Linked DNA regions of Homo sapiens: region 2 is linked to region 1. Evidence: read pairs that join two places in POLR2A ChIA-PET (ENCODE). Cell type or tissue: MCF 10A. All regions are shown on one strand. Each heading gives the region's core, and the rest is flanking DNA. Links, peaks and the distances in the headings are about the cores only. Region 1 overlaps CCDC18-AS1 (CCDC18 antisense RNA 1). Region 2 overlaps FNBP1L (formin binding protein 1 like).

Region 1 (16,477 bases), core at 922-8,921:
GGGCAGGCATTTGTAGAAGTGGTGTCCTATAGAAAGTGGAAAGAGAAGACAGCATCTGATTTCTACATTCATTCAATAACTGTCTAGTGTCCTGACTATGATGTGGGAGAAATAAAGATGAATATAACTCCCACCTTGTTCTTGAAGACCCTATAATCTGGTGGGAGAAGCAGAATATAAACCAGATTCAAATAAATATTGTGATAAAATATACAGGCTAAGAATGCATGGGAAGAAGTGATTAACACACTAGTTGTGGAGTACAAAGGGTTTTATGGAGGACTGGATATTTTAACTGCACCTTGAAGATTGAGTACAATTTTGATAGGGAAGGAAAGAGCATGTAGCTGAAGAAAAAACACAAAAGTACATTGTATGGCTTGGGGAAATAAAGTAGTCTAGAGTGGCTCTATTAATAAGGTTTGTAAAGAGGTGTAGTGGTATATGATGCAGGAAAAGTAGGTTAGGGCAAAAAGAAAACAGATCAGTGCCTGATATGAATTATACACTGGGCCAAAAGTTTTTCATATTTGCTATTTCATTTAATTTCCATATAGCCATGCAAAATAGGTGTTTTGACATGGGGGGAAAACAGTCTCAGAGAGTTTTACTAATTTGTTCAAAGTCTCACAGATAATAAGTAATGGAGCTGAAATTTCAAACCAGGTTGTTACTTAACTCCAAAGCTGAAGCTATTTGTAATTTGGTAACTATCTCTAAATTAAAAAAAAAAAGGAAAAAAGGTTATATTCATTATAGGACTTTAAAAATATAAAGCACTTTCACATGTATTTGGTCTTTATAACTAGTCATTAATCCCAATTGATGGATGGGAAAATTGAAGCCCAGTGAGATTATTCAAGGTCACAGAGTGAATAAGTGGCAGATTGGAAATGCAACCCAAGCTTTCTGACTACAAAGTCTCAAGTCTTTCCACATCATTTTAAGAAGTCTGGAGATCCTTTTGTAAGCAGTGGAAAGAGTTAGTGAACATTTTTGAGAAGGGGGATGACATAAACAATAATGTTTAAAAAGATTAGTTTGAGTTCGCATGTGAGATGGTCTGGAATGGACAGAGACAAGAACATTAATTATTAAGCTATTGTAAAAATAGTAATGATGTAGACCTGAACAAAGAAAGTTTGGTGATAATAAGATAAAAGAAACAAATTAGAGGCATTTGGAAACAGAATTTACAGGATTTAGCTTCTGCCTGCATCTACCGTGAGATACGAGGACCGTGCCTAAATAATAATGGAGGTGGGGACAATGATGGTAAGAAGAGGTAGATTTGGATGGAGAGAAAGAAATAGCTATCCAAATGGATGTATCCAGTGAGAGTTGGACAGCGGAGATGTGGGATCATATAGTAGGGCTATGTAACAAGTCCCTCTATAGCAGGGTTTGTTTAAGCTAGACTGTAAGTACCCAGAGCCAGTGAGGGTCTGGTTTATTTCTGCATCCCCAGAGCCAGGACAGTCCTTGGCACTCAATAAATATTTGTTAACTTTGAAACTGGATAAAGACCTTTAAGGATGGTAGAATTTTTTGAAAAATGTTCAAAGACAGAAAGCAAAAAGAAGAAAATATTTGAGGAAAGATTTGATAGAAACCAAGAAGCATTATGTAAAGGAAGTCGTGGGGAGAGAGTTACAAGAGTGTGAGATGCCACAGAGAGGCATTGTTGGAAGGGGATCAAAGATAGTGTTACTGAAGTAAAAGTTCAGGAAGAGAGATCGGAAGTCAACATGCAAAGAACTGAAGAGGAATGGGGGGAGAACTAGAGCCAGGCAGCAGAGAGTACTCTTTCAAAAAGTTTGGTGGTGAAGGAAAAGGGAGCAATGAGAAAACACCTTAAGGAAGAAGCAGGGTCAAGGAGGAATTGCAAAGGCACATGTAGCTCAAGGGAAAGGAGCCAGAGAAGAGAAGCAGATTGAAAATACAAGCAAAATGAAGCTCAAAGAAATGGAGGAGGATGAGATTGAAAAGACACAGATGGAGTGATCAGGATTAGGTATACAGATCTGAGCATGTTTCACAGAAAGGACAAGTTGAAGCCAAATTATAGGTGAGTGATTATAGACAGTGATTGCAAAGGGAGAAGAGCAGAAGACTAAGGAAATATTTAGAGAATGACCACAGGCAAGGGCAAAGGAGGGGTCAAAGAAACAGCAAGAGAAGTTGTGTAAATTCATTGTCACAAAAACAGATACACAACCAACCAAGTTTGAGAAAAAGAAGTAGCCCAAAGTGTCAAGCGTTGCAGAGGAGGATGAGAACTGGGAATAAATGGTATATATCCAGTATATTTGTACAAACAGTTCATGAACAAACACCTTAGAATTTTTTTTTTTTTTTGGTCTTTTCAGTTAAAGCTGATACATTCCTGTGGGTCAACTATGCAACTAACTCAGATTTTGAGGTGAATAGCAAATCTCTTTATCTATAGATGATAAGTTTAAATTGTGATGCAAATAAATTTTTCTTTCAAATGGTGTGAATGTTGAATCTAATTCAGTCCTGCTAATTTTGTTTAAAAAGCATTTGAAGCAGATGGAACTGGAAAGCCTACTTCTGTAAATTCCATTTACTCATTCATGCATTGCTTTCATTCAAGAAATGTTTATTAGTGTCTACCATATACTTTGCTAGTTACTGGGGTTATGAGGGGATATGGCAATAAACAAGAAAGACAATGTCTATTGCCTGAAGAAGTAATACCAAAAGAAGAAAAAACTATTTGCTGTATTGTTGGTAATAGAAAAATATTAATTTAACTTTTAAAAACAATTGAAACAATGATTAATTATAGTAAATCTATTTGAATAACTTATGTAGGCATGAAAATACTTATGAATATTATATATGAATATGGTAATTTTCCTCTAATATTAAAACTAAATACAACATTGTTATTAGAACAACGTGAAAATACATATGTACATGGAGAAAGGCTCAATAGAAATGCAAACGTGTGTGCTAGAATAAAGAAGTTATTGGTGGTTTTACTTTTGATTATCCCGTAAATTTTTTTAATTTTAAATTATTCTTTTTAAAAATGTCTTCTACTAATCTTTAAACATTATTAAGTAGTGAGAAATATTATTTCTACTGATTTATAAATATATCCATTCTTCACATTCACAGTGGGATTTGTAAAAGCAATCCTTGGATTTACAACCTTTTTTTTTTTTTTTTAGCAAACAAAGCTCTCAAGTTGGTGATCCTCAGGTAAAATCTAACCTACAGATATTGCACCAGTTATTTATTGCTACAAAAATGCTGCCTAAGAAGCCACCCAAAGGGCAGTGGGTTACAACAATAACTATACCTTTTTTCTTAGGAGTCTCTGCATTAGTTGGACAGCTCTTCTGGAATTATCTTCTAAGTCAACTGTGGGTTGGGTAGGTGGCTCTGCTGATTTTTCGCTGGACTTCCACATTTGGGACGAGTTGGCTGTCATCAGCTCTAGAAAGGGTGTGGCCGTTTTACATTGGCTGTTTTCCTCACATTCCTCAAGCAGGTAAGCTTAATCATGTTCTCATATTGAAGCAGAAACTGTTTACTCATTTATCTATTTACTTACTGGGTCTCCTGGGCACTAGGTACTGTAATAAAGAACTGGAGAAATACAGTCAGATGGGAAGTAGCCCTTGCTGTCAAGGAGCTTGCCATCTAATGGGGGAGACAGGCAAGTAAACCAAAGACTACACAGTGCAGTATGGTAAGTGCCATGATTTTGATGTGACAGGGCACAGTGGACGACCTTCCAAATCAAAGCAAGTAACTAGGGGTTGACAATGGTAAGTATCATAGTTGAAGTATCCTTGAACAAGGTTTCAGGAAGAAGAAGAAGGGAATTTCATGCAGGGAAACAGCCAAAGCTCAGTGAGTCAAAATATCACAGCATTCTTGGTAAGCCCAATTGTTTTTTCTGTTTTGCTATTTTGGTGGAGAGAAAGGAACACATAAAGGAATAACATGAGAGAAGGCTATTTGGGGAAGTGTAGTAGTTAAGGTTCTGGCTCAAACAACAACTGCAGCTCATAAAGTTGACTTTAGTGGAAGGATACTGGGGTATCTCATGGAATCTTGGGAACTGTTGAATAACCAGGGAAACTCTGGGAAACTCACTGGTAGGAATCCATAAACTGTCCTCCTGGTGGGCTGTAAACAACTCACCCTCTATGCATCTCACATCAAAATTCCAGTTTCTTGGGAAAACAAGTCTGTTTGCCCAATTTGGGTCATATTTCCACGTCCATGTTACTCAGGCATGATTCATCTGCAAGTTATGTGTATAGATATTTTGCTACTGTTCCACCCTTACGCTGTGCTGGGGAGGGAGGTGTCACTGTGAGCTGTGTCGGTGCCTTAAGAGATATCTGTTGTGTCTTATTACTTGGTTGCTTTTCCCCACATGTACAATGACAAAAATGCCTTCAACCTATTTGATCCAGCCGTTCCAGTACAACTCCTATACTTGCCATCTTTCCAAGCCCAAAGGTACATCCAGCTGATGGAAGGAGCATCTTGGTGTTAATATTCTTTTAGTCATGGTCTCTGAAAGTAAAATGTCTATTCTTCTAATTCTGGCACAATCTTATCTAGCTATAGTTCCTCATGGTCCTGCACTCCATGGACTAAATTGTAAGTATAATTACTACCAATGTACTCTATAAATAACTTTTGGGGCCAGGGTGGCAATAGTTGCTAGAGAGAAAAAAAAAAAAAAGGAAGGAGAAGAAAACAGTGATAGTTCTTATTTTAAAAGGAAAAAAAGAGGCAGGAGGCTCTCTTGAGGCCAGGAGTTTAAGACCAGCCTAGGCAGCATTTCAAGACCCTGTCTCTACTAAAAAGTAAAAAAAAAATTTAGTCAGGCATGGTGGCATGCACCTGTAGTCGTAGCTACTCAGGAGACTGAGGTGGGAGGATTGATTGAGCTCAGGAGTTTGAGGCTGCAGTGAGCAATCATCATGCCATTGCACTCCAGCCTGGGCATCAGAGCAAGACCTTGTCTTTTAGGAAAAAAAGGCAGGGAAGAGGAATAGGTAATTTTTCAGTGTTCAGACATTCCAGCAATATGTGTGGAGTACTCATTCTCACTACAGTTTATGAGGCCATAGCTAGTATGTATGACTACCCATCCAAGTTTCCCTGCTTACAGTTACTATTCCAACTGATTGGGGGGCTTTTCCTAATAGAGTGATTTAAGCCTTCATTTTTAGACATCTAAGCCCTTGGTGATCATCAGCATAAAATGTGACAAATTAAACAAAAGCAAGACAGCACATCAGAGAACAACTCTGAGGTGGAATGATTGGGAACCAATGAATAGTTGTTCAGTAAATGGTTTATATTTTACAGATGATGAAACTGAAACACAAAAAATTTAGATTAACTCTTAGGTGACAAAGCCAGGATTGAAGCTCATGCGGTCTGGCTCCAGAACAACTCTTCTTCATAGTTACGTTATACTGCCCCTGCATTGTTGGTATTGAAAGTAAGTGTAGGCCCTGGGCCTTCTATACCTGGGATTAAGTCACATATTCCTCTTCCTCTTCAAATTTTACTAGTCTTGTGAGCGAGAAAAAGCTACTGAATTTTTCTAAGCTCAGTCTTTTTCATTTATGAAATAGAGATATCCTTTGTGGGCCGGTTGCCGTGGCTCACGCCTGTAATCCCAGCACTTTGGGAGGCCGAGGTGGGTGGATCACGAGGTCAGGAGATCAAGATCAGTTGAAACCCCCTCTCTACTAAAAATACAAAAAATTAGCCAGATGTGGTGGCGGACGCCTGTAGTCCCAGCTACTCGGGAGGCTGAGGCAGGAGAATGGCGTGAACCCGGGAGGCGGAGCTTGTAGTGAGCCGAGATCACGCCACTGCACTCCAGCCTGGGCGACAGAGCGAGACTCCGTCTCCAAAAAAAAAAGAAAAGAAAAATAGAGATACCCTTTGTGGAGGCATGATGCTTATCATGTGATAAGCGGATTTCTAAAAATGGTGGTGGCTTTAAGCCTAGCACATAAAGTTGGGATTTTACAAGAAAAGTAGAGAGAATTGATCAAGAGATTTTGTGACAGAACAGGAAGTTAGAAGGCGGCGAAATGAGAAATGATCTGTGAGAGACTTGAGGAGATGAAGAGGTAGATATTCTCAATACACTGTAGAAAGCATGATTAAGGGGAAGGAAGTGAGAAACATTTTTTAAAAATCATCCTCCAGCTAATTTGGAGAACAGCCACACTTTGTAATATGAGCCAAGAGATAAAATCAAATTTGTGTCTCGGGAGGGGAAAATAAGCCTCTTTTCAAGTTAAATTCCCCTGCCACCTGGTTTGTTTTCTTCACTGTAAATGAGCACTGGGAAAAGAACAGGCTTTAGAGATTCTGCCCAAGCAATTCGCAGACCATTTTCTTGGTAATCACATTGTAGCTCTTTTTTCAGTCAGGCTCACACAGGATTTAATGCTGTTTTTTGACAGCAAGTATTATTTTTGACGTCTATCAAATGCACCAAAACATGCCTGAAATGTCTTATTGGAATGTATATATGGGAAGAAAAGTGAGTTACATGTATCTTTGAAATGACCTAATATAAAATTCTGCAAATTCACCTTTATAAGCTTGGTTATGTAACTTGACCTAAGTCATTGTTTTGGTTAAAACCTATTTATTCCTAATGTTCCATTATTGGAATGCTAAGCTTGTGGGAGTTATTTATATCCTATGCTCAAGGTCATCGTCTGATTTTTCACACAAAAAAATTTGCAACCTCTGGCATAAATGGGTTAAGGCCAACATTTACTACAATGAGCTAGTACATTGATTAAGTGACCAATTATAGTATTTTCAGGAGCATATGATGGCAAGTGGCATGTGGTTAAATTACAGGCAAAGTGATTGAGAAAGTCACTGTCTAAATACCAGTTCACCATGATGGCATTCACCATCAAACCTATCGTCTTTATTAAAACTAAAATTAGGGTTACTGTTTATATTTAGAACAGAAATATGTATCTTTGTGATTTTCTTGTATTTGGGAGAAAGGAACAACTTAAGCACAACTTAAACCTACGCAGATGCTTTTCTAGTATTGGGAGCTTTAAAGGATAACAAAATCGATTTCTATTTCTTTGGTATAATTATATTGATTATATTGGAAAAACATGAACCAATACATTTGGCTTTAAGATCTACCAGCTGGTCACATACAGGTACCCATGTATGCAAAATGTGTTTGATCTTTTTTTTTTTTTTTTTTTTTTTGAGATGGAGTCTCGCTCTGTCACCCAGGCTGAAGTGCAGTGGTGTAATCTCGGCTCACTGCAACCTCCGCCTCCCGGGTTCAGGCAGTTCTCCTGCCTCAGTCTCCTGAGTAGCTGGGATTACAGGCGCGCACCACCACGCCCGGCTAATTTTTGTATTTTTAGTAGAGACGGGTTTCACCATGTTGGTAAGGCTGATCTCAAACTCGTGACCTTGTGATCTGCTCACCTTGGCCTCCCAAAGTGCTGGGATTACAGGTGTGAGCCACTGTGCCCGGCCTTGATCATTTTAAATTCATAAATAATACTTAGCCCCTGAGTAATTATAATAAATATATAATTAATGCATATATCACCCATAGTTAATTAGGAATATTTTATTGGCTTAATGAGCAAAATATGATCATAAAATATAAGCCATCATAGCCCAGATGTATAGCAATAAAAGAGCTTAGATTATAATATCTCACAATACAAGTCTGCATTAGCAATGACACTGTTATAAAATATTTATAACACTTTCTGATTTAATTTTAAAGAGATTCATTCAGTATCTTTTTGGCATTTGAAATGAAACCTTATTTTCCCTCCACACAATAGCTGATTAAAAACAGCTTTTGAAGAGGTCCCAGGCAACACACACAGAGGGGAAATGGTTAGATACGTGGGGCATCTTTGTATTTTCACATTAAAATTCAATGTTATTCAGACCCAAGTAGATAGATAATAAAAGTGGCATTCAAGTTGGGAATGGTAGCACAAGCCTGTAGTCTCAGCTACTCAGGAGGCTGAAATGGGAAGATCACTTGAGCACAGGAGTTTGAGGTTTTAGTGCACTGTGATTGCACCTGTGAATAGCCACTGCACTTCAGCCTAACATAGCAAGACCCCATCTCTTTTTTTAAAATGTTACATTTATAATCAGTGAGGAAAATATAAACTATACAATAAATGAAAGGGTCATTGGCCAATTGTTTGGAGGGAAAAAATACACCATGTTCTAAAATAAATTTCTAGTGATTTATTGTGACTTTCATGCATTTGGATGATTTTAAAGATTTTATATAAAAATGAAACCATAGCCTTACGAGAAGAAAATATAAAGAAAAACTTGTATAGTCTTGGGAGGGGGGATTATATTATGTGAAACATTAAGTAAAATATTTATTTTTTAAATATTAAAAAACTAAAAACTGTGCTTTAGAAGTCACCAAAAAATTAAAGGGCAGGCTGGGCATGGTGGATCACACCTGTAATCCCAGCTTTGGGAGGCTGAAATGGGAGAATCACTTGAGGCGGGGAAGTTCGAGACCAGCCTGTGCAATATAACAAGACCCCCATCTCTCCAAAAAAAAAAAAAAAAAAAAAAAAAAAAAAAAAAAAAAGCCAGGCATAATGGCGTGTGCCTATAGTCCTAGCTACTCAGGAGGCTGAGATGGGATGATTGCTTGAGCCCAGGAGTTTGAGGCCACAGTAAGCTATGATTGCACTATTGCACTCTAGCCTGGGTAACAGTGTGAGAACGAGACCCTGTCTCAGAAAAAAGAAAAAAAGAAAAAGAAAAAGGGCAAGTGCCAAATGGAAAGAGAAAAAAAAAGGACTAACAATTAGGAAGTCTTACATATCAGTAAGGAAAAGATAAATAGCCAAACAGAAAAATGGGCAAAGGACTTGTACTGGTAAATCAGAAAAGAAGAAATGAAAAGGGTCAGCAAAGATTTTTTTTTCATTTCCATCAATAATAAAAGATGCAAATCAAAGCAACATTAAAATACCATTTTGCCTATCTAATTGGTAAGGATTATTTTTAAAGATAATACTCAGTATTAGAGAAGGTAATTAATAATGTGTGCCACAAGATGTTCATTGCAGTGTCCTTCCTTCCTCCCTCCCTTCTTTCCTCCCTCCCTCTTTCCCTTCTTTGCTCTCTCTTTCTTTTTTCTTTATCTTTTTTTGGTATATGTTTGATATTGGTGAAAAACTGAAAAATGAAAATGACCAACAAAAAGAGGACTGGTTAACTAAAGTATGGTAAATTCCTTCAACCAAACATCAACACTATTCAACCAATAAAAATGACACTATAGTTAATATATTTGAAAAGATGTTCATAATATATGAAGTTTTTGTTTTGTTTTGTTTTCTTAGACGGAGTCTTGCTCTGTCGCCAGGCTGGAGTGCAGTGACACGATCTCAGCTCACTGCAACCTCCACCTCCCAGGTTCAAGCGATTCTCCTGCCTCAGCCTCCCAAGTAGCTGGAACTACAGGCACGCACCACAACACCCAGCTAATTTTTGTATTTTCAGTAGAGACAGGGTTTCACCATGTTGGCCAGGATGGTCTTGATCTCTTGACCTCGTGATCTGCCCGCCTCGGCCTCCCAAAGTTCTGGGATTACAGACGTGAGCCACCATGCCCGGCATATATGAAGTTTTAAAAAATCAGAATACAGAACAAAATTTATTGGGAGATGAGCTTCTTTCTTTCTCTCTTCAACACCATCGCCACATCACCTCCACATATACACACACTGAAAAGATACTGAAAAGACATAATAACCATGGGAAATGGAGATTACTGGATTGTTAAATGTTCTTTTTGCCTGTCTTTATTCTCTAACTTTGCTATAATGAACAGAAATTATTTTTTGATAAGCAAAAAATATTTTAAATTTAAACATGTAAAGTAACTTAGTAGTTGTCTTTTCAAAATATGTAAGAATCATTAGTTCACTAGTTGGTTAAATATGTTTTTAATCCCAACATCTTGATAATTGTCGCAAAATTGAGGGAACATTTTTTGAACTCTAAAATGCTATAGAATTGACAGATCATTTTTCAGTTCATAAGTTATTACTTATAATCAGTTTTTTTATTGTTACTATGGCAATATTTTATACACAAGAATGGCTGAGGTTAGGAATTTGTGCCCTGAAAATTGTATCAACATATCAAATATGAAGTAAATAACAATTTCTTGCTTTAAATATAACAAAGATGTGGGAAGAAGTGGTAGGCAAGAGTCTCTGTGTTACCATGGGAACGATTAAGTTTTCCAAGGTGCAAACCAGCCTCATTCCAGCTTCAGGGTCAATGACTTACTAGCTCAGAGGGAAATGTATAAATATTTAAGTACATACCTACTATCTGTACAGAGTGACTCTCATTACCCAGAGAACTGCTGTAAAATATTATTTATTCACAGATTACACAAAACCAATCTAAATTAGTACTTTTATACATTCTATTTGGGGAGTACTTAAGGTGTATGAGCAAACAAATTGTTATCCAGGTCACTCCAGAACTGTTGTATACAGATTAAGAATTGATGTTGGATACTAATTAAAATCATTAAAGCAAAATCAAAAAACACTTTGGCTAGCATTTCAATTATTTTTTAAACAGGATTTCTTAAAACAATCCCCAAAGTAGTCTTGTAATTTGTTCATTTTAAGGATCTATGTTACTCTGAGGCCAATCAAGGGGGCTAACAGTCTAGTTGGGGAGCCAAGATAGCCATTCATCAATTCATTCATTCATTCAGTAAAATGTATTGAGAACCTACTATGTACCAAGCAATGTGCTGGGCACTAAGCATTGAAGAATACCTGAAACATGGCACCTGACCTCAAAAAGCTTAAAATTAGGAGACATAGACATGTAAGTAAATAACTGCTATAGGCAAATCTCAGCAACTGCCACACCTGCTTGCTCCTTTAGCAGAACTTCTCTGATTGGCCATATTCTGCACATAGTGACCAACTCACCTCTTTTCCCTATCTGCTTTCCTTGCTATAGCTGAGAAAAAAGCTGTGGCCCAAAAGTTTCTCCCCTGAGAGGGACAGGATCAGATTGTCTTTTCAAGAGTTCCCATGTGCAATACAGAGCTGAAGTTGAAGCTGAAAGGATTCATAGAGAAAGGCCAGTATAAATCTTCAGCATACCAAAGTTATGAGAAAGGAGAAAGCTTGCAATGCATGTATAGAGGAGGTGCTGAGGAGTTGGTGGTAGCAGCAGACAAGGGAGGAGAAATGGATAGAATCATGGTTATTGTCAAGGTGGAGGATCCGTGAACTGCAACTGAAGAGGGCTAGTGACATGACCCAGTTCTTAGGGCTGTCTCTATTCCTGAATATTTACTTAATATAAGGCAATTCTTATATAGCATTAGGGTAAAAAAAAAAAAAAAAGGATTCGAAGTTTCCGAGAGACTTCTGTTTCAGCCATAACAGAATAGTGAATTTACCTTCCCCCAGTAAATAGCCATAAAATTAAATAAAGTAAATAAAACCAACTGTTTTCAGACATTGGACAATAGAAAGCACAGAACTCTATGATCCTTGAGAGAAGGGGAACAAAGAAGGTGTTAATCACAAAGCAATTTAATTTACATAAGCAAGGAATATATTAAACATCTATTTAGAAATCATTTGCATGAATGTTCAATATTCACTTTATTTCCAGAGTCATCCATATGTAATCTGGATTACTTAGAGGCTGTCACGTTAGCCAACATTAATGTATAATGAAAGCGCATCAGTTTAATATAAGCATCCACAAGTGACCATATGGGAGAAGCAGTTAACATTGAGCTTGCTGCAATACTAAGGGAGTTACTTTTATAAAAATTAGGCTATAAAAAAAAATTAGGCTGTAGTCTCCATAATGTATTATACAACTAATTTAACTCTGGAAATCTACCTATAATCCTACAAAATATTTGCAGATAATCAACTGCAAGTTCAGACTTGGAAATAAACAAAAGAACTACCCACTGTTTGCTTAAATCCGCTTAGGTCAGCAATATACCTGAAATTCAGTAGCTTGCTGTCAGTTAAGATGCCGTGCATTAACACTGAAGGAACTGTTGTGGAGAGGAAGCAGGGAATGATTAGCACTGAAACCACTGCACTTTTATAAGGAAGGAAAATTTTCTTTATGCGGGTATGAATAATACTAACAAATGAAATACTGGAACATGTAGGTGGAGGATACATCATTTTGGCTGTTACGGATGATGTCAAGTCATACCTAACCTGCTCATTGTATAAAACTTAATTAGTACTCCAAAGTGCCTTACTGTAACTAATAAAAGATGTATTGACCCCCCTGTGCTATTAAGATAAGACTGAGATTCTGTAGCAAAGAGACATCTCATGTCAGAGGTAAGAGGTCAGAGGTCAGTGCTTCGGGCTCCAGCAGGGTTCTGTTCCATGCAGTCATTCAGGGTCCTAAAGTACTTCAGTCTTTGTTTTGCCATTCCCTAAGGTGTTGTCCTCATTTACATGGTCTCAATTGGGTTTGAGTTCCAGTCTGTGGGAAGGGAGAAAGAGAGGCCCTGAAGGGCTGGCAATTTCCTTTTAAAAAGAAACATCACAGCTGGGCATGGTGGCTCATGTCTGTAATACCAGCACTTTGGGAGACTGAGGCTGGAGGATCTCTTGAGGCCAGGAGTTTGACACCAGCCTGGGCAACATAGCAAGTCCCTGTCCCTATGAAAAATGCAAAAATTAGCTGGGGTGTGATGGCATGTGCCTATAGTCCCAGCTACTCAAGAGGCTGGCTGGGTGTGGTGGCTCATGTCTCTAATCCCACCACTTTGGGAGGCCGAGATGGGCGGATCATGTGAGGTCAGGAGTTCAAGACCAGCCTGGCCAAAATGGTGAAACCACATCTCTACAAAAATACAAAAGAAAATAGCCAGGCGTGGTGATGGGCCCTTGTAGTCCCAGCTACTCAGGAGGCTGAGGCAGGAGGATTGCTAGAACCTGGGAGGCGGAGGTTGCAGTGAGCTGAGATTGCGCCACTGCACTCCAGCCTGGGCGACAGAGTGAGACTCGGCTCAAAAAAAAAAAAAAAGTGTGCTTGAAGATTTAGTTACAAGGTTGTTCACTGCAGAATTCTGTTAATAGCAGAAAAATTGAAAACTGTCTAAATATTTATCTCATTGCTTCCTGTGGAAGAGAGCCTTAAATGTGTCCATGGATACCAAGTGACAATATCATTACAGTTACTGCTCCAAGAACCATAATCTCATTTTGACATAAATTATTTCATTTAATCAATCCTGCAAGGCAGATGTGAATATGTAAATAAGCAGAGGCTCAGTGACCTTAAGAAACTAGTTTAAGGTCAAACAGCAAATAAGTAATATGGTTAGCTTTCAACTCAGTTGTGTCCAGTTCTTCCCACTCTGCTTCGTGCATCTTTTCTCATTTGTTTTGCCTAGCAGGACTGATGAGTGGAACACCTTGCTAAGGAGAAAGCAATGTGCACATCACAGGGCAACTCTTGATAAACAACTGCCTCACCAGAGATTGGTGGGGACAATGCCTAGCCTTCAGGATTCATCAGGGTGTTTGTTTATCAAGAGTAGAAACCAACTTTGAACTGTTTTAGGTAGAAAAGGGGAAACATAAGAAAATAGAAGCATCTCACGAAGCTAAGGCAGGAATGCAAGCAACCAGGTGTCAAAAGAGCTGACACTGAAATGGAAATATCAGCAGGAACTCAGAGAGAGAGAGCTTACTTTGTTTCTCAGTTCATTTTTTTTCTGCAGCATCTGGCTTTCTCAGTTATTCAAGCCATATGGCAGCTGGCAGATGGCAGCCACAGCTTTCATATTTACTTTTTACAGTTCCAACCACATGGAAAGACACACTCTCTCTGCTCCCATCCCCACTTCCAGATTCCTTGGGAAGGGACTCTGCTCAGCTTGAGTCAGCAGCCTATTTCCAGTCCAGTCACTGGCCAGAGGGAGGATGGGGGACGTTGTACACAGCTCTGCCATAGCTGAGGGGACCAGTTAATGGGTTCATTGTGAGCCATCAAGATATTCCAAAAAGTGTCTAGAAGACACTTCTCCATGTGACTCTGGACTGACCTAGTTCTCCCCCCGACCACCATTTCTTGGTTGTAGTTCTCAAGAATAATTTTTAAATGTTCTGGGAATGCAGTATCATTAGAGAGGAACTGCCTGAAACAGCCTAGGCCTTGTGCTGGGGCAGTCAGGGATGTGATTTTCTGTAGTTACACAGATATACTTTCTTGATGCATCTCTTGACCTTGAAACTCAGACTAAAAGGGAATTGACAGAAGTATTGTTTTTTGTTTTTGTCTGTGACAATAGTTGCTACAAAAATAAGCAATTGTCTTTCTCTACAAGTGACAACGACCAAGTTTGTCCAAAAGAATTTATTTCACCCCCTTAACATCTTGCTCAACTGATTTGGTGGTAACAAATTTAAATGCTAATAAATGGACTGATTCAAATAATCTATCACTAAAAAATATAGATGTATATTCTGATATTTGTAGTACCACTTATTGACAAGTAGCAAGGGTTTGTTTGTTTGTAGTTTTCCCCAGAAACATCTGGCCTTGTAATGCACATTAGCCATAGATTGCACTGGAAGAAAGGCAGAGAAGGATGGAAAAGACTCAGGCAGGGACAAAGCTGGGATAGCATTTCCAGTATATCAACATAAGGCCAGTTCTTTTTATTAAATCTCAAAAGTACTTTACTTGGAAAATACACAAAAATAATTCATTTGGAAAATTACACCAACAATTAATAGTTTGTGTGGCCTAAATTAGTATGGCATAAAGGAATACAATCTTAAAACCTTGAGCTACTCTAATCTGGATGGATACTTAATAATGTTACACAGGAAGTTATGTGGCAACTGTTTTCTGTCCAATGGGGAGAAGGAGTTTTCAGCTTAGATTCTACAGACAGTCCCCGATTTAAGATGGTTTGATTGAGGAGTTTTTGAATTTACAATGTTGCAAAAGCAAAATGCAATCAGTAGAAGCCGTACTTCTAGTAATCACACAATTGTTTTGTTTTTCACTTTTAGTACAAAATTAAATAAATTACATGAGATATTCAAAACTTTATTATAAAATAGGCTTTGTGTTAGATGATTTTGCCCAAATGTAGGCAATGTAAGTGTTCCGAGCATGTTTAAGGTAGTCTAGGCTAAGCTATGATGTTTGGTAGGTTAGTTGTATTAAGTACACTTTCTACTTAGGGACACTTTCAACTTATGATGGGTTTATTGGGACTTAGCCCTATCATAAGTTGAGGAGCATCTGTAACTTGTAAATTATTCTTTTATATAAAAAGATTTAAAAGATCTTTCTCCTCTTCACATTATGGGAAGAACACTTTGGAGAGAGAGAGAGAGAGAGACAAAGGCCACACCCCAGTAATGAGCAGAAAGCATTTTGCAGAAATAATTAAATTCTAGTTAGAAATGCCATTGATAAGAACTTGGCACATAAGGTAAAATTTAGGTTTCAGTTTAAATGTCCCTTCCTCCAGGAAGCCTTTTATTATCTTCTTGGACTAACTTTGAAGCTCCTGCTCTGAACTTTGATAGAGTTTCCAGATTGTATGGGACATATTTATAGTAATTAATAGATTATACATTATTTATCTGAAATTCAAACTTAACTGAGCATCCTATATTTTATCTAACAATCCTATCTATATTTCATCTTTTCTTTTTTAAGAACCTACCAAATTTTATTGTGATTGCTTATTTAAGAGAGTAAGCTGTGTAAGGTCAGGGACTATGTCTATCTGGCTTACGTTTGTATTTCTTTTTTTTTTTTCTTTTGAGACAGAGTCTCCCTCTGTCACCCAAGCTGGAGTGCAGTGGCGCCATCTCGGCTCACTGCAACCTCCACCTCCCGGGTTCAAGTGATTCTCCTGCCTCAGCCTCCTGAGTAGCTGGGACTACAGGCGTGTGCCACCACGCCTGGCTAATTTTTTTTGTATTTTTATTAGAGACTGGGTTTCATCATGTTAGCCAGGATGGTCTCCATCTCCTGACCTCGTGATCCACCCACGCCCAGCCTGTAAGATTTTTAAAAATATATTTATACATCATGTAATTTCAAGTACTCAAACTTTGTTTATGCTCTTCTCTTTCCCTAAATAGAATTTCCTTTCATCTCTGGTAAAAGTCAGCTCTCTAACTACTGCATCTCACAGCTGAACAGGTAAACATGTTCACTGGACCTGCTTTAAATACATATCCCTTAATGCTGCCCATAGCCAGACTATGTTTCCTTAGTCCATTCACTCTTCCACTACCTCTTGCCTTTTCTTTTCTCAAGCCTTCAATACCTCCTCCCTCATCCTCATTCTCAGCAGATGATCTTGTTTCCTATTTCACTGTAAAAGGAGAAGCCATGGGCT
Region 2 (16,477 bases), core at 5,214-13,213, 120 kb before region 1:
TGTAATCCCAGCACTTTAGGAGGCCAAGGCAGAATGACTGCTTGAGCCCAGGAGTTTAAGACCAGCTTGGGCAACATAAAGAGACCCTGTATCCACACACAAAAAAATTAGCTGGGCTTGGTGGCACACACCTGTAGTCCCAGCTACTCTGGAGGCTAAGATAGGATGCTCACTTGAGCCCAGGAGTTTGAGGTTACTGTGCTATGACAGCATCACTATACTCCAGCCTGGGCAACAGAGCTAGACCCATCTCAAAAAAAAATAAAGAAAGAAAAGAGAGCATAGCTAACATTCACACTTAGATTTTAAGTTTCTTAAATTAATGCCAAAACCAAACATCTCAGTATAAAAGAGTGGCTGGCAAGTTCAGGGAGGAATATCAAGGACAAATATGGTACTTTAACACCACAATTACATTTTTCCTTTTCTTTTTTTCTTTTAAGAGTCAGAGTCTCACTCTGTTGCCCAGACTGCAGTGGTGCAGTGACATGATCATAGCTCACTGTAACCTTGAATTCCCAGGCTCAAGTGATCCCAAGTAGCTGGAACGACAAGTGTGCACCACCATGTCAGGCTAATTTTTTTATTTTTATTTTCTTAGAGACAAGATCTTGCTATATTGCCCAGGCTGATCTCAAACTCCTGGCCTCAAGTGATCCTCCCGCCTCAGCCTCCTGAGTTCCTGCCTGGCAATTTTTCCTTTTCTTAAACAGTACCACTGCCATCAATATTAGTTTTTATTTATAGTTTACTAGTACATACTACCACAGAAATTTATGGTGAACATTCATACTTAAAAGTTAACTAAGGTAACAAAGGATTATAAATCATGCTACTATAAAGACACATGCACACGTATGTTTATTGCGGCACTATTCACAATAACAAAGACTTCAAACCAACCCAAATGTCCATCAATAATAGACTGGATAAAGATAATGTGGCACATATACACCATGGAATATACTATGCAGCCATGAAAAAGGATGAGTTCATGTCCTTTGCAGAGACATGGATGAAGCTGGAAACCATCATTCTCAGCAAACTATCGCAAGGACAGAAAACCAAACACTGCATGCTCTCACTCATAAGTAGGAGTTGAACAATGAGAACACATGGACACAGGGAGGGGAACATCACACACTGGGGCCTGTTGGGGGGTGGGGGGTTAGGGGAGGAATAATGTTAGGAGAAATATCTAATGTAAATGACAAGTTGATGGGTGCAGCAAACCAACATGGCACATGTATACCTATGTAACAAACCTGCATGTTGTGCACATGTACCCTAGAACTTAAAGTATAAATATAAAAAAAAAAGTTAACTGAGGTAAGCAGGTATTTCTTTAGGAAAGATATACAAATGAACAATAAGCACAAGAAAAGATGCTCAATATTATTTGTCATCAAGTAAATGTAAATCAAAACCACAATAAGATACTACTTTATATCTAATTATGATGGCTATAACCAAAAATTCAGATGATATCAACCGTTGGCAAGGATATACAGAAATCAGGACTCTCACACATTCCTGGTGGTAATATAAAATGCAAAATAGTCTGGGAGTTCCTAAAATGGTTAAAAATAGAGTTACCATATGACTCAACAATTCTACTGTTAAGTATATACCCAAGAGAAAGAAAAATATATACACACAAAAACTTGTCCATCGGGCCAGGTGTAGTGGCTTACACCTGTAATCCTAGCACTTTGAGAGGCCGAGGCAGGCAGACTGCTTGAGCCCAGGAGTTTAAGACCAGCCTGGGCAACATGGCAAAACCCCATCTCTACCAAAAATATAAAAATTAGCCAGGCGTCATGGCACGTGCCTGTGGTCCCAGCTACATGGGGTGCTGAGGTGGGAGGATCGCTTGAACCCAGGAAGTCGAGGCTGCAGTGAGCCAAGACTGTGCCACTGCACTCCAGCCTGGATGACAGAGCGAGACCCTGTCTCCAAGAAACACAGAAAGAAAAATTTGTCCGTTAATGTTCACAGCACACAGCAGCATTATTCATGCCAAAAATAGAAAACACCTAAAAGTCAATCAACAGATGAATGGATGAATAAAATGTGGTATATGCATACAAGGGAATATTATTCAGTTAAAAAAAAAAGAACAAAGTAATGCATGTTACAGTATGCATGAGCCTTGAAAACATTTAAACTAACTGAAACATGCCAGTCACCAATGACCACATATGCTATAATTCCATTTATATGAAATGTCCAGAATAGGTAAATCTGTTGAGACAGGAAGATTAGTGGTTTCCTAGGGCTGGGGTTGGAGGAGAGGGAGAAGAAGGGAGTGACTCTTAATGGGCAACAGCTTTCCTTCTGAGGTAATGAAAAGTCACAGTAAAAAGATCAGTGGTTACACGGGAAGAGGGGATGACTAGGGCAAGCACAAAGGAATTGTGGGGAGGAGAGAAGCAATTTTTTATTGTGGTAAAATACACATAATGTAAAATTTACAATCTTAACTTTTGTTTAGAAAGAGACAAGGTCTCACTCTGTTGCCCAGGCTGAACTCAAATTCCTGAACTCAAGTGATCCTCTCACCTCACCCTCAAGAGTAGCTGGGACTATTGCGCACACCGCCAAGCCTACCTTTTTTAAGAGCTGGGGTCTTGTTATGTTGCCCAGGCTGAAGTACGGTGGCTATTAACAGGCACAATTATGGCACACTACAGCCTCAAACTCCGGGCCTCAAATGGTCCTCCCACCTCAGCCTCCTAAGTAGCTGGGACAACATGCATATGCCACCATGCTTGGCTCTACCATTTTTAAGTGTACAGTTCAGTGGTCCTGGGATACATTCATACTGTTGTACAACCATCACCACCAACCATCTCCAGAATTCTTTTTATCTTGCAAAACTGAAACTCTATACCCATTAAATGATAACCCCATTCCTGCCAACCCCTATTCCCTGGCAACCATCATTCTACTTCCTTCTTTCCAATTTTGACTACTATAGGTACCTCATGTAAACGGAGTTGTACAATATTCGTCCTTCTCTGACCTGTTTGTTTCACTTAACATGATGTCCTCAAGAGTCATCCATGTTTTATAGAATGTGTCAGAATTTCGTTCAAGGCTGAATAATATTCACTGTATGTGTATAACAAATTTTGTTTATTCATTTATCTGCTGATGAACAAGTGGGTTGCTTCCATTTTTTAGCTATTGTCAATAATGCTGCTATACACACGGGTGGACAAATATCTCTTTAAGACCCTACTTTTGGCTAGGCGCGGTAGCTCATGCTTGTAATTCCAGCACTTTGGGAGGCCAAGGCGGGTGGATAACTTGAGGTCAGGAGTTCAAGACTAGCCTGGCCAATATGGTGAAACCCCATCTCTACTAAAGATACAAAAATTAGCCAGGTATGGTGGCGCACACCTGTACTTCCAGCTACTCTGGAGGCTGAGGCAGGAGAATAGCTTGAATCTGGGAGGCGGAGGTTACAGTGAGCAAGATTGCACCACTGCATTGCAGTCTGGGCGACAGAGCTAGACTCCATCTCAAGGAGATGGAGGACACAAACAAATGGAAGAATATTCCATGCTCATGGATAGGAAGAATCAGTATCAGGAAAATGGCCATACTGCCCAAAGTAATTTATAGATTCAATGCCATCCCCATCAAGCTACCAATGACTTTCTTCACAGAATTGGAAAAACTACTTCAAAGTTCATATGGAACCAAAAAAAGAGCCCACACAGCCAAGACAATCCTAAGCAAAAAGAACAAAGCTGGAGGCATGACGCTACCTGACCTCAAATTATACTACAAGGCTACAGTAACCAAAACAGCATGGTACTGGTACCAAAACAGAAATATAGACCAATGGAACAGAACAGAGGCCTCAGAAATAACACCACACATCTGCAACCATCTGATCTTTGACAAACCTGACAAAAACAAGAAATGGGGAAAGGATTCCCTATTCAATAAACGGTGCTGGGAAAACTGGCTAGCCACATGTAGAAAGCTGAAACTGGATCCCTTCCTTACACCTTATACAAAAATTAATCCGAGATGGATTAAAGACTTAAATGTTAGATCTAAAACCATAAAAACTCTTGAAGAAAACCTAGGCAATACCTTTCAGGACATAGGCACGGGCAAAGACTTCATGACTAAAACACCAAAAGCAATGGCAACAAAAGCCAAAATAGACAAAGGGGATCTAATTAAACTAAAGAGCTTCTGCATGGCAAAAGAAACTACAATCAGAGTGAACAGGCAACCTACAGAACGGGAGAAAATTTTTGCAATCTACTCATCTGACTAAGGGCTAATATCCAGAAGCTACAAAGAAACAAATTTACAAGAAAAAAAAACAAACAACTCCATCAAAAAGTGGGCAAAGGATATGAACACATACTTCTCAAAAGAAGACATTTATGCAGCCAACAGACACATGAAAAAATGCTCATCATCACTGGTCATCAGAGAAATGCAAATCAAAACCACAATGAGATACTATCTCACGCCATTTGGAACGGCAATCATTAAAAAGTCAGGAAACAACAGGTGCTGGAGAGGATGTGGAGAAATAGGAACACTTTTACACTGTTGGTGGGACTGTAAATTAGTTCAACTATTGTGGAAGACAGTGTGGCGATTCCTCAAGGATCTAGAACTAGAATTACCATTTGACCCAGCCATCCCATTACTGGGTATATACCCAAAGGATTACAAATCATGCTACTATAAAGACATATGTACACATATGTTTACTGTGGCACTATTCACAATAGCAAAGACTTGGAACCAACCCAAATGTCCATCCATGATAGACTGGATAAAGAAAATGTGGCACATATATACCATGGAATACTATGCAGCCATCAAAAAGGATGAGTTCATGTCCTTTGCAGGGACATGGATGAAGCTGGAAACCATCACTCTGAGCAAACTATCACAAGGACAGAAAACCAAACACCACATGTTCTCACTCATAGGTGGGAATTGAACAATGAGATCACTTGGACACAAGGCGGTGAACATCACACACCGCGGCCTGTTGGGGGGTGGGAGGCTGGGGGAGGGATAGCATTAGGAGAAATACATAATGTATATGATGGGTTGATAGGTGCAGCAAACCAACATGGCACATGCATACCTATGTATCAAACCTGCATGTTGTGCACATGTACCCTAGAACTTAAAGTATAATAATAAAAAAGAACCCCCCCCCCCAAAAAAGAGACAACCCTCATGACACTGAAACAGGGCCTCCCAAAGGGTAACATTCTCTCAGAGCAAAACAGAAAAACCTGACCCCACAAAATGAAACCATGATATGCATAATTCTCTCAGCCTTAGTTTGAGAGGAACAGAAAAAGTTTCCCCTGATGATTTTTAGCCTCAAACTTCTACTTATGTAGCTATGTAGCCTAAATCTTATGACTATTGTGGCCCTGAGAAACCCCCAAGTCAAAATTATTGCTTATATGGATTCTGGGTTGGTATCATCCCCAAGGTACCTGACAGAAGTAATAGAAATCATTTCTGGAGGAACACATGTTATACTCAAGCCTCAATGGTTCCTGCAGATAAATTTAAAGTAACATGAACTTCTGATTAAGAATCACTAAACCCACAAGTAAATAGCTCACATCTTGAATGACAGCAATAACATCAAACTAGGTATTTAAGTTATTAGGTAATAATTTAATAATTATGTTTAATATGTTTAAAGACTGCTATTGAAAGTATGATTAAAGAACAAGAAATTGACTGTTTGGAAAAGAACAAAATAGTACTTGTAGAAAAGAAAACAACATATTATGATTGAAATTGGAAACATGTCAAACAACCAATTAACATAATTTATCATAAAATTTATTGAAAAAATCTGTAAAAAGAAAACAGAACACAGTAGAGAAATATAAATAATGAATGTTTTATTCATGTGGAGGATAGAGCAAGAAGATCCAACAAACATGTAACTGGGATTCCAGAGACATATGATAGAAACATAGAGGCAATTTTCAGAATACAAATATTGTGTTTAGTAAATAGTATACCAGATTTAAGGTTCCTATATTGAATAAGCATAAATTAGAGAAAATTGTACATATCTTTACAATTACAAGGAGAAGATCCGTATGTACTGTAGCTACTCAGTAAATCTTTGTTCAAAACCCTACTTTCAATTCTTTGGGTATATGCTCAGAAGTGAAATTGCTGAATCATATGTTTAAGTTTTGGAGAAACCACCACACTGCTTTCCACAGCACAGTAGCATTTTACATTCCTACCAAAAGTGCACAAGGGTTTCAATTTCTTCACATCCTTGCCAACACCATTTATTTTCTGTTGTTCTCATGGTAGCCACCCTTATGGGTATGAAGTAGGCCACAGGGGATTTTTAGGGTAGTGAAACTATTCTACATGATCTTGGAATCTTGGATTCATGGCATTATGCACTTGTCAAAACCTACAGAACTTCACAGCACGAAGAATGAAAGTTAATGTATGCAAGTTTAAAAAATCATTTAGGTCACAGAATCTCAGGAAAGAATGTAAAATGTGATAGGAGAATCTGTTTTACAAATGTATGAAACAAACTCACTGAAGGGCATGAGAAAAGGTGATGTAAGTAACTCTGGAAACGAAGAGCCTAAAACCAAATGCAAAGGAACTGCACATAATCACTGTACTCCAGTTGACAGAGTTGTTTCCCACAGGGATATGGGTTAACAACTCTGGTACTGCAATACATATATACTGGAAATAAACGATTAAGCAAATGGATGGCAGGCAGAGAAAATCACTGGAGTAGGAATTTACAGATAAGCAAGGAAGGAGGCTAGAAAGATAGATGTGGTAATGGATTAGATTTGGAGGCATCAGTGAGAACTCAGATTTAATACAGATGGTTACATAAGGAAATATTTATAAATATGTACACAGACGGTCCCCAACTTATGGTTTTTCAACTTTACAACTGGTTAATTGGAACACAACCCCATCCTAAGGAGCATCTTATACACAGGTTAATATACAAACATGTATTTTTTGTTAAGCTAAGAGGTCCTAAAAGAAATGATACAGCAGTAGCAATGAGCATACCCAGCACCCAGATCTGTTTCTAACACTATTCTACAACAAAATGAACCAGGGCTCTTTGAAGAAATGGCTTATTCTAGGTTTGGGGCAGGAAATGCACAAAATGAGCCTGGATCACATATCTTACAGTCCCAGAAAGTAAGGAAGCGCTTTAAAAGAAAATCCTTATTGATGGCAGTGTGTTAAAAGGACACAAAAGCCAACCGAAAGAGCTCAAACAGTCAAAAGCTGAAATAATCTGAGCAAAAAAACTAATGAAGTAGTCTTGGATTATAACTCAAAGTACAAAGCAAATATCCATCAGTTCATACTGATATAAATAAATGATTGATGAATAAATAGATGGAGGAGAAAAGACAAATCTCCTATGCAAAAGAACTCTAAATAAATTATGTAGATACTTTATCATAAAGGAGGGGAGCATAACTCCCCTCTCCTTCAGTTTTCGCTATACATAGTGACTTCCTTCCAGAGTACAGTATAGAAAAAGGAGGAAAAAAAAATACAGTGGAAAAATCTGATAAACACTACTTTAGCCAGGTGACCAAGATCAATGCCAAAAGTGATAAAATCCTGTGGATAACAGACACCCTTGAAATAATGTAATGCAAATGGCATATGGTCTTCCTCCCCAAAACCCATTAACTCCAGTCTAATCATGAAAAAACATCGGACATTTTCCAATAGAGGGGTATCCTACAATATGCTTGACCAGTACTCCTCAAAATTTTCAAGGTTATCAAAAACAAGGGAAGTCTGAGAAAATGTTACTGCCAAGTGTCTAAGGAGACATACAACTAAATGTAATATGGAACAAAAAAAGGGGTATTAGGTAAAAACTAAGGAAACCTTAATAAACTGTGGCCTTTAGTTAATAATAATGTATCAATATTGGTTCATTAGTTATAACAAATGTACCATACTAATGTAGGATGTTAATAATAGGAGAAACTGGGGCAGAAGGAATAATAAATATCTGCTTAATTTCTAAGTAAATCTAAAAGTGTTCTAAAAAATAAAGTCTATCAATTTAAAAAAAAAGTAACTCCAGGCTGATGGCCTCTTATTCTCTGTAGACAAATTTATAGCTTGGTATTATATTTAGGTGACTAAGAGATTTGGGTTAAATATAGATCTTTGTTTCCAACATCCAGGGAAATCTTCTACTCACAAAATAAATTTCTGGCCTTTTGTTTCATGACTCTTTCCTCAGTCCCTAAAGTATCTTCTCATCTGTCTTGAGTCAGGTCAACTCCACCATGCACTGCCCATCAATTCTGGATACTTGCTCAAAACACCCTTCCATTCTGGCAGGTGATGTCAGCATGGCATGATGTGTGACAAGTAAGAAGTGGTCCATAGAGTCCAGCTAAGACACACGAGTCCTTCACTAACAGGCCTCTTAAAATGATGGTGGGCTTTGTGAGATCCCTTAAGATGTCATCTCTTCTTAAAATGTCAGATCAGTTACTTGTATTATTATCCTTTTCTTAACTCCCATGTAATAATTCAAATATCCACATATTTGTTTTCCCTCTACAAAGCCATCATTAATTCCTTGGAGACAGAGATCTTATATTCTTTGCTTTGGCATACCTTATACCTATTCCTCTTCTTCCTAACAGAATCCTAATTTTGTTCAGGTACAATGCACCCAGCTCTGGAGAGTGAGAATAAGGGAGATGTTTTTTGTAGGGTTTCTAGAAAAGCTTTTGCATTTGTGATAAAGAGGCAAACATTGTTGATGTTGTTCCCTGCTTTTTTTTTTGCGCCTTAAATACAAACACGATGGTTAGAACTGCAACTATCACCTTATAACTACAAAGGAAAGTCCAAAACAATTGCACATATGCTGACTCTGAGAGTGTTGATCTCGTGAACCCACGCCAGTGACGGCCTACCTCCAAATTTCTTGTTACATAAGACAAGCTATTTGTTTAAGCACCTGATTAAGAAAAAATTCAAACTGTGCTCCCAACACCATAAACAGCAATGGTATATGTGACATCAACACTTCAACTTGCTTCTACCCTGGGAAGACCCTGCATACCTCCTGGGCCTTCACAAAAGGATTGGAAAAGAAAAAAGGGATCTGAACACTCCAGCGTAAACAAGCAAAATTCCTTTAAAAGGATCAAAAACTTCAAACAATCCAAACTCTAAATTTACAGGCAGAGCATATCAGAGCTCAGTATGCCCTAATTTTAACAGACATCTTTCCAGAGTCCTGGAATCATAAAATACTTGAGGAAAGCCTCTAACATGAAAGACAGAAACCAAAACCGACAAAGAAAAAAATGCAAACTTGGAGGTTACAGATATTATGCAAAGATAAGAAAACTAAACATAAAAAACCTATTTTTATTTTTAATTGACAAGTAAAAATTATATATATTTATGATATAAAACTATTCTTACAGCAACTTTCAAGTATACATTATTAACTGTAGTCAGCATGATGTACAATAGATCTCTTTAACTTATTCTTCCTGCATAACTGAAAGTTTAAGTCTTTTGACAAACATCTCCCCACTTCTCCCCACACCCAGCCTCTGGTTACGACCATTTTGCTCTGTTCCTATGAGTTCAACTTTTCTACACTCCACATGTAAGTGAGATTATGTGATATTTGTCTTTCTGTACCTGGCTTATTTCACTTAACATGAAATCCTCCAGGTTCATCCATGTTATCGTAAATGACCGGATTTCCTTTTTTTTCTGTGACACATCCCACAGGAGATCCTGAAAACATGTGCCTGGGATTTCCTTCTTTTTAAGAACTGAGTAGTATTCCACTGTGAAAACAGATATTTTCTTTATCCATTCATTCACTGATGGACATTTACGTTGCCTCCTGTTTCAGTCCCATTTGTGCTGCTAAAAGAAAGTATCTGAGACTGGGTAATTTATAAAGAACAGAAATTTATTTGTCATTGTTCTGGAGGTTGGGAAGTCCAAAATCAAGGTGCCAGGAAAACTGGTATCTGGTGAAGGCTGCTCTCTGCTTCCAAGACAGCGCCTTGGTGCTATGTCGTCACACACCAAAAGGGCAAATAGGAATGGAAAGTGTGAACTCTCTCCTTCAAGTCCTTTTATAAGGGCTGTAATCCCATCCATGAAGGCAGAGCCCTTACAGACTAATCACTTCTTAAAGGCCCCACTGCTTAAAACAGATTGAGCATCCCAAATCTGAAAATCCAAAATCGGAAATGTTCCAAAACCTTTTGAGTGCCAACATGATGCTCAAAGGAAATGCTCATTGGAGCAGTTCAGGTTTTGGATTTTCAGATTTGGGATGCTCAATTGATAAGTATAATGCCAATATTTCAATATCCCAAAAACACACACACACACACACACACACACACACACACACATCTGAAATCCAAAACACTTCTGGTCTTCTCCAACCATTTCAGAGAAGGGGCACTTAATGTGTACTCTTGTATTAGAGATTAAGCTTCAACTTGTATTTTGGAGGGGACACAAACATTCAAATCATAGCAATCCCGTATCTTGACTAGTGTGAATAATGTTGCAAAGAAAGTGGATGCAGGTATCTCTTCACCATACTAATTTCCTATCCTTTGGATAAATACACAGAAGTGGGATGCTAGGCCATATGGCAATTCTATTTTTAATTTTTTGAGGAACTGTCATATTGTTTTCCATAATGGCTGCACTAATTTACATTCCCATCAACAATGTACAAGGGTTCCGTTTTCTTCACATCCTCACCAACATTTATCTTTCCTTTTTTTAGTAACAGTCCTATAACAGGTGTAAAGTGGTATCTCATCGGGGCTTTAATTTGCATTTCCCTGATGATCAGAGATGTTGAGCATTTTTTCATATACATGTTGGCCAATTACATGTCTTCTTTCCAGAAATTTATGCTCAGGTCCTCAGCCCATTTTTTTAATCAAGTTGTTTTCTTGCTAGAGTTGTCTGAGTTCCTTACATATTTTGAGTATTAACCACTTTTCAGACCCATAGTTTACAAATATAGTAGTCCCCCCTTAACCACAGAGGATACATTCTGTTCTTTCTTTTGTGAGACAGAGTCTCTCTCACTGTGTCGCCCAGGCTGAGTGCAGTGGCGTGATTTCAGCTCACTGTAACCTCCACCTCCTGGGTTCAAACAATTCTTGGAGTAGCTGGGATTACAGGTGCATGCCACCACACCTGGCTAATTTCTGTATTTTTAGTGGAGACGGTGTTTTGTCATGTTGCCTAGGCTGGTCTCATATCTCTGGCCTCAAGGGATCCACCCACCTTGGCCTCCCAAAGTGCTGGGATTACAGGCGTGAGCCACCATGCTCAGCCCACAGAGGATATACTGTAAAACTCCCAGTGGATGCCTAAAACCTCGTGTAGTACCAAAGTCTATATGGGTCTATACTGTTTTTCCTATACTTCTATACTTGCCATAAAGTTCAATTTATAAATTAAGCACAGTAAGAGATTAACAACAATACTAATAATAAAAGAGAACAATTAGAACAATAAATAGTAATAAAAGTTATGTGAATGTTTATTTCTGAAAATTTCCATTTAATATTTTCAGACCACAGTTGACCACAAAAAGCAAAACTGAAGGGTGGATTACTGTAATATTCTTCCATTCCATGGGCTGTCTTTTCACTCTGTTGACTGCTTCCTTTGTTGTGTAGAAGCTTTTTAGCTTGATGTAATCCCTCTTGTCCATTTTGCTTTTGTTGCCTGTGTTTTTGGAGTCATAACTAAAAAATCTCTGCCCAGATCAATGTCATGGAACTATATTTTCTTCTAGTATTTTTACAGTTTCAGGTCCTATGTTTAAGTCTTTAAGCCATTTTAAGTTGATTTTTGTATATGGTGTGACATGAAGGTCTAGTTTCATTCTTCTGGGCTGGGCACGGTAGCTCATGCCTGTAATCCCAACACTTTGAGAGGCTGGGGCAGGAGGATCACTTGGGCCTAGAAGTTCAAGACCAGCATGGGCAACACAGTAAGACCCCATCTCTATCTAAAAACAAAAAATTCATTCTTCTGCATGTGGATATCCAGTTTTCCTCCTCAAAAACCTGTCTTTGATCTATAAAAAGAACTAAGAGAAGATATTGCTCCAAGATACTAGTAGAAGATGCTATTTTAAAATTACATTCAGAAAACAAAACCAAAAAAACACAGCTCTTAGAAATCAAAATAGCAAAAATTAAAAACTTAATATAAGAAATTCCTGTTTCCGGCCGGGCGTCGTGGCTCACGCCTGTAATCCCAGCACTCTGGGAGGCTGAGGCGGCAGATCATGAGGTCAGGAGGTCGAGACCATCCTGGTTAGCACGGTGAAACCCTGTCTCTACTAAAAACTCAAAAAATTAGCCAGGCGTGGTGGCGGGCGCCTGTAGTCCCAGCTACTCGGGAGGCTGAGGCAGGAGAATGGTGTGAACCCAGGAGGCAGAGCTTGCAGTGAGCCAAGATCGTGCCACTGCACTCCAGCCTGAGCAACAGAGTGTGACTCCATCTCAAAAAAAATTAATAATAATAATAATAATAAATGAAATAAAAAATAAATAAAATAAAATAAAAAATAAATTCCTGTTTCCAGTAATGGTGGGCTAAGTTATCTGGGTCAACTATCACTATTTAACTTAATAAAAAATCTGGATAAAATATATATCAAAATTTTTAAATCATCAAAGATAAGCCAAGAAACGTGAAGTAAAAAGGAGAATCCAGAAAGGTAAAAGAGCACATAAGCTACTCTTGCCCTGAGGATGTTTGCCAATCTTGAAAAATTAGAATCACTGTTTTGCTAGTCTAGCAAGAGATACAGGGGAAAAAAATCAAAATCCAACAACCACACAAGGGAACTGCACATTTTAAAACTAGTTTAAGGTAGTCCCAGACCAGTAATGACCCCAAGCAAATGGCAGAAGAAAACACAAATTCTATACATAAAATAGAACATTGCAACTAACCACGGAAGGATGAGTCTCACAGATACCAAGGAAGAAGATGCAAAATGGAAGAAAACAGATGTTAAAAAGGAAGAAGGTGCAAAAGAGTACTTACCATACGGTATCATTTATATGAAATTTTAAAACCTACAAAAGTAATCAATGGTGATACAATTCAGAATAGTGGTTGGAGGTCAGACGCAGTGGCTCACACTTGTAATCCCCAGTGCTTTGGGAGGCTGAGGCAGATGGATCACTTGAGCCCAGAAGATCCCAGCCTGGGCAATATGGCTAAACGCTATCTCTACAAAAAATACAAATATTAGCTGGGTGTGGTGGCAAGCACCTGTAGTCCTGCTACTCAGGAGGCTGAGGATGGAGGATCACCTGAGCCAGGTAGGTCGAGGCTGCAGTAAGCTGTGATGGCACCACTGCACTCCAGCCTGGGCTATGGAAGTGAGACCCTGTCTCAAAAAAGATAAGAAAGAAAAGCAATTGGCATATATTAAGCACTCAAATTTGTTGAATCAATAGAGGGATTCAGTGGCTTGTCATCCCCTGTAAATACTCCCCCAAAAGCAACGATTTTTTTTTTTTTTGAGACAGGGTCTTGCTCTATCACCCAAGCTAAAGTGCAGAGGCAGATACCAGCTCACTGCAGCCTCGACTCCTGGGCTCAGGTGATCCTCCCGCCTCAGCCTCCTGAGTAGCTGGGACTACAGGTGCCCACCACCACGCCCAGCTTATTTTTGCTTTTTTTTTTTTTTTTTTTTTGGTAGAGAAGGGGTTTCACCATCTTGCCCAGGCTGGTTTCTCTGGGTTCAAGAGCTCCACCCACCCTGGTCTCCCAAAGTGCTGGAATTACAAGCATGAGCAGCTGCACCTGGCTCCTTTTCTATAAATTGGGTGTGCAGCAAGGACACAGCAAAAACAAAACAGATATCCTTTACTCCCTAAAAACAACAAAATTATGATGTACCAAAAATAGAAAAATCTCACTCTATACACTGATTCTTTTCAAACTATAACAAGTATACAAATACTAGTATTTCCCGTCTTTCATGAGATATTTGTAAAGTCTGCTGATTAGTTATTTATCAAGAACTTAAGGAAAAAATGCCCCAATTGCCAAACATGAATAACTAATTTGGATTCAACATGGACACTTTACATAAACTTTTATCCTTGTTATTAGAGATTTTTTTTCTTGGGCTCCATACAGATTCTAAATGCTGACTCCCACATTACAAAAAGCAGTCAGACATTATTTTTCCTTGGAGATAGTGTCTCATTATATTGCCCAGGCTGGACTCATTCCTGGGCTCAAGCGATCTTCCTGCCTCAACCTCCCAAATAGTTGAGACTAGAGGGGTGTACCCCCATGCCCAGGTAGATAACATCTCACAATGCCCGACGGCATCCCCCTATAGTATAAAAGAGGTTTCAAAGAACTAGTCAATGAAAATTCTGTAAAACCAATCATAGAAGTTAATACAACTTATTTTGGGAAAAAAAGGAAAATGCCGAAAGGCACAGATGACAATATTAAAATTATCTGTAACACTAACAGATTACTTTTATTATTTTTAAAGCACAATTTGCAGTTTTAAAGCATTTATCATTGTCATCAATTAGAAGGTGATATTTCAAATATTCTAAAATATTTTCTTATTAGAATACTCTTAGTACATAAATCAGCTCATGAAACTAGGAATTAAAGCAGAAGAGTGGGGATCTAAACTAACTGCATTTTTCCCAGTGAACACCCTCTCACCTCCAGAAAAAGCACTGATATTTAAACTGATATAGAAGTAAAAATATAGTTGTCCACCAGCATTGGTATTCGCCATGGATGCTCAAGTCCCTTATAAAATGGCATGTGGCATAGAGCCAGGCACAGTGGCTCATGCCTGTAATCCCAGTACTTTGGGAGGCTGAGGGAGGAAAGTCACTTGAGGCCAGGAGTTCACGACCAGACTGAGCAATACAGCGAGACCTTGTCTCTACAAAAGATACATTAGCTAGGTATGGTGGCACATGCCTGGAGTCCTAGCTACTTGAGAGGTTGACGCAGGAGGATCGCTTGAGCCCAGGAGTTTGAGGCTGCGGTGAGCTATGACTGTGCCACTGCACTCCAGCAAAATAAACAGGCCAGGTGGGGTGGCTCACGCCGCTAATCCCAGCACTCTGGGAGGCCGAGGCGGGTGGACCACGAGGTCAGGAGATCGAGACCATCCTGGATAACATGGGGAAATCCCGTCTCTACTAAAAATACAAAAAATTAGCCAGGCGTGGTGGTGGGCGCCTATAGTCTCTGCTACTCGGAAGGCTGAGGCAGGAGAATGGCATGAACCCATGAGGCAGAGCTTGCAGTGAGCCAAGATCACACCACTGCACTCCAGCCTGGGCGACAGAGCGAGACTCCGTCTCAAAAATAAATAAATAAATAAATAAATAAATAAATAAAAATAAAACAGCACAGTATATGCACATAACCCACATAACCTACACACATCGTCCCATATATTTTAAGTCATCTCTAGACTGCTTATACCTAATACAATGTAAATGATATGTGTAAATAGTTGTTATGCTGTATTGTTTTTAGATCTGTATTATTTTTATTGTTGTATGATTGTTTTAATTAGTATTTCCAGTCCATGGTTGGTTGAATCCACAGACGTGGAAATCAAATGATATGGAGGGCCTACAGTATACAGTCACAGATAAAGGGAAAATAAAAAACAATATAAACGAGCTGTAGTAATAATATATATTTAAAAATAAAACTAATTTCAAATTAGTAACATATTATTAAAGGAAATAACATCCTTCAAATATTCTTGCAGCGGCGCTAAAATAAATACACTTTCATCTTCTAAAACCCAGAGGTATTCCCCTCCTGCCACCAAAGTATTCAGAAGCAAGAGGTAATCCCTTCTACCAATAAACTAAGATTTTCTTCTGTGAATTTTTAAATGGTCTGAAAAGTGGTTTGATTATATACAAATGTGTAACTACACACACACACACACACACAGACACACCCATACACACACACAAGAGGTTCATGAATCAAGCAATCAGCCAGACCAACCTCTTTGCCTGCCTGGTTCCAGTCTACCCTTCATCACTACTTTCAGACATTGTGCACTCAAATTCAAGTCAAACGCAACACTAGACTCAGGTCAGTCCAACAAACATTTATTAAAGACCCTACTAATGTCAGGCTAATCCAGGCAGGATACAGCAATGAATCAGACAATGAATAAGCAATGAGTAAGACACAATATCTGCCCTCTAGGAACCTGTCAGGAACCCCCACCTGCATAACCCTTCTTATTCCAAAACCTAGGTCAAATGACAGTCTTCCTAAAGATTTTCCTGTGATACCTAGAATGAAAAGTCACTTTTCATAGCCCTAAAGTCCATCTATTACTTTCTAGTTG

What was found. Peaks named below come from ENCODE experiments on the same cell type or tissue, not always from the same donor. Only the 100,000 strongest peaks of a DNase experiment are listed, where the experiment ranks them.
Region 2: POLR2A ChIA-PET joins it to region 1 with 5 read pairs; 2 of 35 experiments call an interaction of 5 or more read pairs at or near these places.

What each region holds. Positions count from the first base shown.
Region 1 is chr1:93,326,403-93,342,879 of GRCh38, reverse strand. It overlaps CCDC18-AS1 (CCDC18 antisense RNA 1), which reads left to right. Exons shown (of 9, transcript NR_034089.1): 2 at 2,370-2,422; 3 at 3,201-3,231; 4 at 3,344-3,523; 5 at 3,606-5,503; 6 at 16,218-16,278. Among named protein-coding and RNA genes, the nearest start is that of CCDC18-AS1, 11 kb to the left of the region's middle. RefSeq lists an enhancer at 13,619-13,728. In MCF 10A, for the core only: no CTCF peak of the experiment used is centred there; a DNase peak (open chromatin) is centred at 4,269.
Region 2 is chr1:93,453,928-93,470,404 of GRCh38, reverse strand. All of the region lies in intron 1 of FNBP1L (formin binding protein 1 like), which reads right to left. Among named protein-coding and RNA genes, the nearest start is that of FNBP1L, 14 kb to the right of the region's middle. RefSeq lists enhancers at 14,677-15,195, 15,196-15,715. In MCF 10A, for the core only: no CTCF peak of the experiment used is centred there; no DNase peak of the experiment used is centred there.